2 separate regions of the Homo sapiens genome follow, and region 2 is linked to region 1. The links are chromatin loops, found by intact Hi-C in ENCODE. Cell type or tissue: psoas muscle. All regions are shown on one strand. Region 1 overlaps FBXL20 (F-box and leucine rich repeat protein 20). Region 2 overlaps FBXL20 (F-box and leucine rich repeat protein 20).

Region 1 (5,000 bases):
TGAGGTGATAAGAAAAAGCTCAGAAAGGTTGTGTTTGCTTAAAGTACCTGGTTAATAATCTGGCTCCAGATACCTGTTTTAAGCACTAAGCTATAACACGTGCCCTTTCTTTCTTTTTTTTTGTTTTTTTTGAGACAGAGTCTCACTCTGTCAGCACACTGGAGTGCAATGGTGTGCTCTTGGCTTACCGCAACCTCTGCCTCCCGAGTAGCTGGGACTACAGGCGCACGCCACCATGCCCAACTAATTTTTATATTTTTAGTAGAGACAGGGTTTCACCATGTTGGCCAGGATGGTCTTAACCTCTTGACCTCGTGATCTGCCTGCCTCGGCCGCCCAAAATGCTGGGATTACAGGCGTGAGTCTTCATGCCTGGCCTTATTTTCTTTTTGAAAATAAGACTTCATAAAAATCTAATTGTTTATGTATAAACTGTACTACCCTGTTCAGAAATCCTAGTTACCTCTAGTCATTTCACTTTAGTATGTCCCATAATTGTAATTTGGGCAAGTGGTAAAACAAATTATCTATTCTGAACTATAGAATATATCCATAAAACAGAGTTGCCTTCAATTCCCACTTTATATCAATTATTTTTTTAAAATATGTATTTTTTTTTGATTACTTGACATGCTTATTATAAGAAATTTACCTCAGAGCTTTTAGAGACATGTTTGTTATTGATGTACAGGAAGCCAAGTCAAGGTGCCTGAGTTTGGAACAGAACTTGCTAAGGCTAGTACATGTACTGAAAAATGGAAAAAGGAGAAAATAATGAATAAACAAGACAAGTACACATCCTTGGTATATCAGACACTGTTCTTATTAAACACATGTGTATATATAAGAACTGTAAAATTTTCATACCCCTAAAAAAGCAGTTATATATCCTACGACCCTTCACATTGAGGAAGAGACAGATACCATTCACAAAGAAAAAAGGCTGTGCTGCATATGAGAATTTGAATGAGGGGAAGATGGTGTTTGATTCACATTTTAAAATGTTAACAGCAATTGACAACATGATACTTAATGTGAGTTCGAAGAGATCTATATGCATTTTGCAAATCCAGAAACACCAGAAGCTAATGGCTATCTACCAGACGTAGTCAAACATGAAGAAGAAACGCTCTGCATGTTTTTTCACTTAAATCCCTACTCAAGATAACCTTTTGCATAACACTAATGTAGGAACTGGATTTTTGCAAGGTATACAAAGGATGGACTGGTCTGGTATTGGGCTGAAAAAAGTAAGTTATGTATTAAAGACTTTTTTCTGCTGGTCAAGTTCTCATTTTAATATTTAACAGATCATGGAAAACTTCAAATATAAACAAGAGTAAATAATACAGAGAACCCACATGTACCATCAGTAAACTTCAACATTTATCAATACTGTTTTTCTTTTTGAGACAATCTTGCTCTGTTGCCCAGGCTGGAGAGCAGTGTTGCAATCTAGGCCCACTGCAACCTCCATTTCCGGGTTCAAGCAATTCTCATGCCTCAGCCTCCTAAGTAGCTGGGACCACAGACACACACCACCACACCTAGCTAATTTTTCATATTGTTTGTAGAGATGGGGTTTTGCCATGTTAGCCAGGCTGGTCTCCAACTCCGGGCCTCAAGTGTTCCGCGTGCCTCAGCCTCCCAAACTGCTGGGATTACAAGTGTGAGCCACTGTGCCTGGCCCAACATTTATCAATATTCTACTATTAAATATTTTTATTTCTTGGGAGGCTGAGGTGGGTGGATCACCTGAGGTCAGGAGTTCTAGACCAGCCTGACCAACATTGTGAAACCCTGTCTCTACTAAAAATACAAAATTAGCTGAGCGTGGTGGCACATGCCTGTAATCCCAGCTACTTGGAAGGCTGAGGCAGAAGAATGGCTTGAGCCCAGGAGGCGGAGGTTGCAGCGAGCCAAGATTGCACCATTGCACTCCAGCCTGGGCAACAAGAGTGAAACTCTGTCTCAAAAAAAAAATTTTTTTTATGCCATCTCTTCTTCCCCCCTTTTTTATTCCAGGATTTTAAAGCCAATTCCACACATATCATTTTACCTGTAAATATTTCAGTATCTATTTCTTTTTTTTTTTTTTTTTTTTGAGACAGAGTCTTGTTCTTGTCGCTCAGGCTGGTGTGCAGTGGCACGATCTTGGCTCAATGCAACCTCCGCCTCCTGGGTTCAAGCAATTCTCTTGCCTCAGCCACCCAAGTAGCTGGGATTACAGGCGCCTGCCACCATGCCCAGCTAATTTTTCTATTTTTAGTAGAGACGGGTTTTCACCATGTTGGCCAGGCTGGTCTTGAACTCCTGACCTTGTGATCTGCCCGCCTCGGCCTCCCAAAGTGCTGAAATTACAGGCATGAGCCACCACGCCCGGCCTTGGTATCTATTTCTAATAGGTAAATACTTTAATTTATTAATATCATCTGATACTGAAATGTGCTAACTTTTCTCCAATTATATCATAAATGTTTTTGACAAGTTGATTTGTTCAAATTAGGATCCAAACAAGAGTCACACATTCTCTTTGGCTGATATGTCTCCTAGGTCTTTGTGTGGGCCAATGTTTTCATTTCCTTTTTCTTTTTTTGTTACAGACAGGGTCTCACTCTGTCACCCTGGCTGGAATGCAGTGGCACTATCATAACTCAATGTAACCTCCAACTCCTGGGCTCAAGCGATCTCCCACTTCAGCCTCCTGAGTAGCAAGGACTACAGATACATGCCATCACACCTAATTAAAAAAATTTTTTTGTAGAGACAGGGTCTAACTATGATGCCCAAGCTAGTCTCGAACTTTTGGCCTCAAGTGATCCTCTTGCCTTGGCCTTCCAGAGTGCTGGGATTACAAGCATGATCCACCACACCCGGCTTGTTTTCATTTCTTTTGGGTAGAGTCCTAGGAATGAAATTGCTAGATCCTATGGCAAGGTTATGTTTGACTTTGAAGAGAACTGCCAAACTGTTTCCCAAATTGGCCGTACCATTTTACATTCCCGCCAGAAATTCATGAGGGACCCAGTTTTTCCAAATCCTTGTCAACACTTGGCATTGTCTCTCTTTTTGAATACAGCTATCTTAGTGTGTATGGTGTGGAATTGCATTGTGGTTTTACTTTACAATTCTGTAATGAAAACTTTTTTTTTTTTTTTTTTTGAGATGGACTCTGTCACCCGGGCTGGAGTGCAGTGGCATGATCTCAGCTCACTGCAACCTCTGCCTCCCAGGTTCAAGTGATTCTTCTGCCTCAGCCTCCAGAGTAGCTGGGACTACAGGCGCACACCAACACACCCAGCTAATTTTTTTTGTAGTTTTAGTAGAGACGGGGTTTCACCAAGTTAGTCAGGCTGGTCTCAAACTCCTGACCTCAAACGATCCGCCCACCTTGGCCTCCCAAAGTGCTGGGATTGCACACATGGTGAGCCACCGCACCTGGTGTAAATACCTTTTCTTATGCTTATTTGCCATTCCTATGTCTTCGGTGAAATGTCTATCCAAGACTTCAGCCCATTTTTGTTCGTTTAATTGTCTTCTCATTATTAATTCTAAGAGCTTTCTATATACTCTTGAGAGAAGCACTGTTATTAGATATATGACCTGCAAATACTTTCTCCCAGTCTGTGTCCTGTCTTTTCATTTTCTTTCTTTTCTATCTTTTAAATTAGAGTTGGAGTCTTGCCAGAAACACCAGTCAGGCTAGATTTGCTCTTCTGGGCTTAAGTGATCCTCCTGCCTCAGCCTCCCAAGTAGTTGAGACTACAGGTATAGGTCATGGTCCCTGGCCTTTTCCGATTATTATTTTTTTAATTTTTTCCCCCTCAGACAATCAGGTGAAGTGACCTTTTTTGTTTTTTTAAGTTAATGGTATCTTTAGACGCATAATTTTTTTTTTCCTAAGACACAGTCTTGCTTTGTCACCCAGGCTGGAGTGCAGTGGCGCGATCTCGGATCACTGCAACCTCTGCCTCCCAGGTTCAAGCGATTCTCCTGCCTCAGCCTCCAGAGTAGCTGGGAGGCACGTGCCGCCACACTCGGCTAATTTTTTGTATTTTTAGTAGAGACAGGGTTTCACTGTGTTAGTCAGGATGTTTTCAAACTCTTGACCTTGTGATCTGCCCACCTCGGCCTCCCAAAGTGCTGGGATTACAGGCGTGAGCCACCGTGCCTGGCAGAAGCATAAAGGTTTTTAATTTTAATGAGGTACAATTTATCATTTTTTTCTTTATAGCTTGTCTATGTGTGGGCTCCTTTCTAGGCACTTTATTTTAATCCACTGACTGATATGTTTATGCTTATAGCACCAGCACATTGCCCTGATGAACGTTCCTGTAATAATAACCCTTCAAATCAGGTAGTATAAGTCCCCAAACTTCACTGTCCATCAAAATTGATTTCGTTATTCTAGAACCTCTGCATTTGCACATGAATTTAGAATCAGCCTTTCAATTTCAACAAAAAAACCTATTGGGATTTTTTATTGGAACTGCACTGAATCTGTAGAACAATTTAAGGAAAACAAGTATCTTAACAATATTGAGTTTTTAGGCCAGTCTCAGTGGCTCAGGCCTGTAATCCCAACACTGTGGGAGGCTGAGGCAGGCAGGCTGCTGGAGCCCAGAGTTTGAGACCACCTTGGGCAACATGGTGAAATTATCTCTCTACCCAAAATAGAAAAATTAGCCAGGCATGGTGACACACACCTGTAGTCCCAGCTACTTGGGAGGCTGAGGTGGGAGCCCAGGAGATGGAGGGTGCAGTGAGCTGTGGTTGTGCCACCACTGCATTCCAGCCTGGACGACAGAGAAAGACCCTATCTCAAGAAACAAACAAAAAAAAAACCCAAACTATAACAATACTGAGTTTCTAAATCTATATGTATGAGGCCAGGAGTGGTGACTCACGCCTGTAATCCCAGCACTTTGGGAGGCCGAGGCAGGCAGATCAGTTGAGGCCAGTAGTTCAAGACCAGCCTGGCCAAAATGGTGAAACCCTGC
Region 2 (5,000 bases), 100 kb after region 1:
TACTGTAAGAACAGCCAAGGAGGTTGATGCTCAAGTTTCCTTAACTAAAATAATGGTAACAATTCACAGAGACTGAGCAGTCCAACTCAGCTGGAGTGAATGAAAACTACAAGAAAGTTAACTGAACTAGTTCTCCATTAAATTTTGATTAGGCAGCCAGGCGAGGTGGCTCACGCCTATAATCCCAGCACTTTGGGAGGCCGAGGTGGGCAGATCATGAGCTCAAGAGATCGAGACCATCCTGGCAAACATGATGAAATCCTGTCTCTACTAAAAATACAAAAATTAATTGGGCATGGTGGCGTGTGCCTGTAGTCCCAGCTACTCAGGAGGCTGAGGCAGGAGAATCACTTGAACCCGGGAGGCAGAGGTTGCAGTCAGCCAAGATCGCGCCACTGTACTCCAGCCTGACAACAGAGATTCCGTCTCAAAAAAAAAAAAAAAAAAAAACACCAACTAATCAGTCCTGCTGGGCGCGGTGGCTCACACCTGTAATCTCAGCACTTTGGGAGGCCAAGGTGGGTGGATAAGAGGTCAGGACATCCAGACTACCATGGCTAACACAGTGAAACCCGGTGGTACGTGCCTGTATTCCCAGCCACTCCAGAGGCTGAGGCAGGAGAATCTCTTGAACCTGGGAGGCAGAGGTTGCAGTGAGCGGAGATCGCGCCACTGCACTCCAGCCTGGGTGACAGAGCAAGACTCTGTCTCAAAAATAAATAAATAAATAAATAAAAATTAATCAGTCTAGGGACGGGTGACGTGACTCACGCCTGTAATCTAAACACTTTGGGAGGCCAGGGCGGGGTGGATCACTTGTGGTCAGGAGTTCGAGACCAGCCTGAGCAACACAGTGAGTCTCTACAAAAAATACAAAAATTAGCTGGAAGTGGTAGCGTGCGCCTGTAATTCCAGCTACTCAGGAGGCTGAGGCACAAAAATCGCTTGAACCCGGGAGGCGGAGGTTGCAGTGAGCTGAGATCACGTCACTGTACTCCAGCCTGGGTGACTGAGTGAGACTCCGTCTCAAAAAATAATAATAATAAATTTTTTTTTGCTTAGACCTCTATCTTATTTCCATTTTTAAAGAGTACCATTAGCATGAAGCATAGTAAATACCTACAAGTACTATGTGACTGGTTAGGGACTTTCAACCTAAATGTGTATCCACTTCTAATTCCACAAAAGAACACTATTTCCAATAAAGATTATGTGGAGCACACATATTCTCCCCTACTTCCCAGACTGATATTGCATTGAATCTTGTGCTTTTTTGTTCTTATGTTAACTCACCTCTGAAGAAATACTGTTTCTAGTAATACTGACCAAACATCAGCCATCTGACAACAGCCAGATCATGTAAAGAAAAGAATAAAACTGTATGCTTGCTAGGTATGTAATACAGGTGTTCCCTGACTTACGATGGTTTAACTTAAGATTTTTTGACGTTACAATGGTGTACACGTAATATGCATCAGTGGAAACTGCAATGAGTACACGCACAACCATTCTGGTTTTCACTTTCAGTAGTCATTAAGTTACATGTGATATTTAACATTTTTATTATAAAACAGCTTTGTGTTAGATAATTTTACCCAACTGCAGACTAACGGATTCTGAGCATGCTTAAGGTAGGTGAGGCTAATCTATGATGTTTGGTGGGTTAGGTGTATTAACTGCACTTTTTTTTTTTTTTTTTTTGAGACAAAGTCCCACTCTTGTCCCCCAGGCTGGAGTGCAATGGCGCAATCTCGGCTTGCTGTAACCTCTGTCTCCCGGGTTCAAGCGATTCTCCTGCCTCAGCCTCCCGAGTAACTGGGATTACAGGCGCCTGCCACCATACCTGGCTAATTTTTGTATTTTAGTAGAGACGGGGTTTCACCATGTTCGCCAGGCTGGTCTCGAACTCCTGACCTCAGGTGATCTGGCCGTCTCGGCCTCCCAAAGTGCTGGGATTACAGGCGTGTGCCACAGCGCCCAATCTTTTTTTTTTTTTTTTTGAGACAAGGTCTCACTCTGTCTTCCAGGCTGGAGTGCAGAGGCATGATCTTGGCTCACTACAACCTCCACTTCCTGGGCTCAAGCAATCCTTCTACCTCACCCTCCCAAGTAGTTGGGACTACAGGTGTGCACCATCATGCCCAGCTAATTTTTAAATTTTTTGTAGAGATGAGGTCTCACTATATTGCTCAAGCTGGTCTTGAACTCCTGGGCTCAAGCGATCCTCCCACCTTGGTCTCGCAAAGTGCTGGGGTTACAGGCGTGAGTGACCGCACCAGGCCTTAACTACGTTTCCAACTTACGATACTTTCAATTTATCATAGGTTTATCAGGGCACAGTCCCATCTGTATTATAAAAACTAAAAAGGTAATGTGATGAGTTAATTACATATTTCATTTGAATATATATTTGACAGTGGTTAGAGGATCAGCTAGATCTTGACCACAACTTCAGAACGCCATTTATTGAGACCACTTATAATGCAAATTTCACATTATTGAAATAATAAGTAATATAAATGCTTGAGAAAATGGTATTATTTTTTCTTGGTATTCTTTCTATATTAAAAACTTATTTTGACCAGGCATGGTGGCTCACACGTGTAATCCCAGCACTTTGGGAGACCAAGGCAGGCAGATTGCTTAAGCTCAGGAGTTTGAGACCAGCCTGACCAACATGGCAAAATCTCATCTCTACTAAAAGTGCAAAAAAAATAGCTGGGCATGGTGGCACACGACTGTAATTCCAGCTACTCGGGAAGGTGAGGCACAAGAATCACCTGAGCCTGGCAGGTGGAGGTTGCAGTGAGCCAAGATCGCACTACTATGGCTCCAGCCTGGGCAACAGAACAAGAACCTGTCTCAAAAAAAAAAAGTTGCTTTTTTTTTTTTAATTTTTTTTTTTTGAGACGGCGTCTCGCTCTGTCGCCCAGGCTGGAGTGCAATGGCGTAATCTCAGCTCATTGCAACCTCCGCCTCTCGGGTTCAAGCAATTCTCCTGCCTCAGCCTCCCGAGTAGCTGGGACAACAGGCGCCCGCCACCATGCCCAGCTAATTTTTATACTTTTAATAGAGACGGGGTTTCACCATGTTGGCCAGGATGGTCTCGATCTCTTGACCTCGCGATCCACCCACCTTGGCCTCCCAAAGTGCTGGGATTACAGGTGTGAGCCACCGCGCCCGGCAAAAGCTGCATTTTTTGTTGTGCTTTAAAAAATTAGATCTGCCGGGTGCAGTGGCTCACGCCTGTAATCCCAGCACTTTGGGAGGCTGAGGTGGGTGGAGTACCTGAGGTCAGGAGTTCGAGACCAGCCTGACCAACATAATGAAACCCCCATCTCTACTAAAAATACAGAAAATTACCTGGGCATGGTGGCAGGCGCCTATAATCCCAGCTACTAGGGAGGCTGAGGCAGGAGAATCGCTTGAACCCGGGAGGCGGAGGTTGTAGTAAGCTGAGATCACGCCATTGCACTCCAGCCTGGGCAACAAGAGCAAAACTCCATCTCAAAAAAAAAAAAAAAAAAAAAAAAATTAGATCTACATTTGGGAAGCTTCTTTTATATAACCCCAGTCAACTGTGACTAAGAATACTGAATAATAATGAAGTTTCTTATCTCCCTGCAGTTACTATTCATGATAATGTACAAGGAAAGTTATAGTATTAAAGAAAAGTTTTAACCAGTCCTAGGAGAACGCCAAGATACATCAGGTTGCTTTTCTACAAGTGGGTGGCAGAAATAAGTTGTGATATGATTTTGTTTAATATGACCTTCTTTTCTTTACATGAAACACATGCAAACGATTTTCAAAAAGCTGATAAGGACGAATGTCGGGAAAGGGTATTGGCAATGCAGTGCTCGTTTTAAAAAATAAATGCAGGCCAAGTGCAGTGGGAAAGGGTATTGGCAATGCAGTGCTCGTTTTAAAAAATAAATGCAGGCCAAGTGCAGTGGCTCATGCCTGTAATCCCAGCACTCTGTGAGGCTGATGCAAGCACATCACAAGGTTAGGAGATCGAGACCATCCTGGCTAACACGGTGAAACCCTGTCTCTACTAAAAATACAAAAAATTAGCCAGGTGTGGTGGCAGGTGCCTGTAGTCCCAACTACTCAGGAGGCTGAGGCAGGAGGATGGCGTGAACCCAGGAGGCGGAACTTGCAGTGAGCCAAGATCGCACCACTGAACTCCAGCCTAGGTGACAGAGTGAGACTCTGTCTCTAAATAAACAAATAAATAAATAAATGCATCTTTAATGTCTGTGTTTAATCATGTCATAGCTTTACTTTCTACATATCAGAGAAGGAAGAATGACCCATTTCTGGGGGCGGAGGTAGGGTGCGGTTAAAAGCTTGCTGATCCAGTGTTTTAGATGTCAACTTACAATTTGGTGCCAGATTTTCATCTTAGGAGACACTTATTCATATTTGCCTAACAATGAGTACAATAATAGTTGCAGTATAAATTCTAGACTGAAACACTACTAAATTATTACTGTTGAACTAGATTAAAATTCATAGGCATTCCTGTTTAATAAACCCAATATAAAAAACTGATTAGGCTGGGTGCAGTGGCTCATACCTGTAATCCCAGCACTTTGGGAAGCCAAGGTCCAGGAGTTTGAGACCAGCCTGGGCAACATGGCGAAATCCCATCTCTACAAAAAAATACAAAAATTGGCCAGACGCGGTGGCTCACACCTGTAATCAATCCCAGCACTTTGAGAGGCCGAGGCAGGTGGATCACCTGGGGTCATGAGTTCAAGACTAGCCTGACCAACATGGTGAAACCCCGTTTCTACTAAAAATACAAAAATTAGCCAGGCGTGGTGGTTGGCACCTGTAATCCCAGCTACTAGGGAGGCTGAGGCAGGAGAATCACTTTAACCTGGGAGGCAGAGGTTGCAGTGAGCTGAGATGGCGCCACTGCACTCCAACCTGGGTGACAGAGCGCAAGACTCCATCTTAAAAAAAAAAAAAAAATAGCCAGATATGGTGGC

The links. Hi-C counts contacts between places; a loop is a spot of excess contacts. Peaks named below come from ENCODE experiments on the same cell type or tissue, not always from the same donor. Only the 100,000 strongest peaks of a DNase experiment are listed, where the experiment ranks them.
Region 2: it touches region 1 in a loop (3-fold over the local background); 13 of 110 quality-filtered maps call a loop at or near these places.

The regions. Positions count from the first base shown.
Region 1 is chr17:39,284,826-39,289,825 of GRCh38, forward strand. It overlaps FBXL20 (F-box and leucine rich repeat protein 20), which reads right to left. Exons shown (of 15, transcript NM_032875.3): 7 at 653-748. Among named protein-coding and RNA genes, the nearest start is that of MIR548BC, 10 kb to the right of the region's middle. In psoas muscle, no CTCF peak of the experiment used is centred here; a DNase peak (open chromatin) is centred at 1,896; H3K27ac peaks cover 4,004 bases.
Region 2 is chr17:39,385,596-39,390,595 of GRCh38, forward strand. The region is part of intron 1 of FBXL20 (F-box and leucine rich repeat protein 20); the gene reads right to left. Among named protein-coding and RNA genes, the nearest start is that of FBXL20, 14 kb to the right of the region's middle. In psoas muscle, no CTCF peak of the experiment used is centred here; no DNase peak of the experiment used is centred here.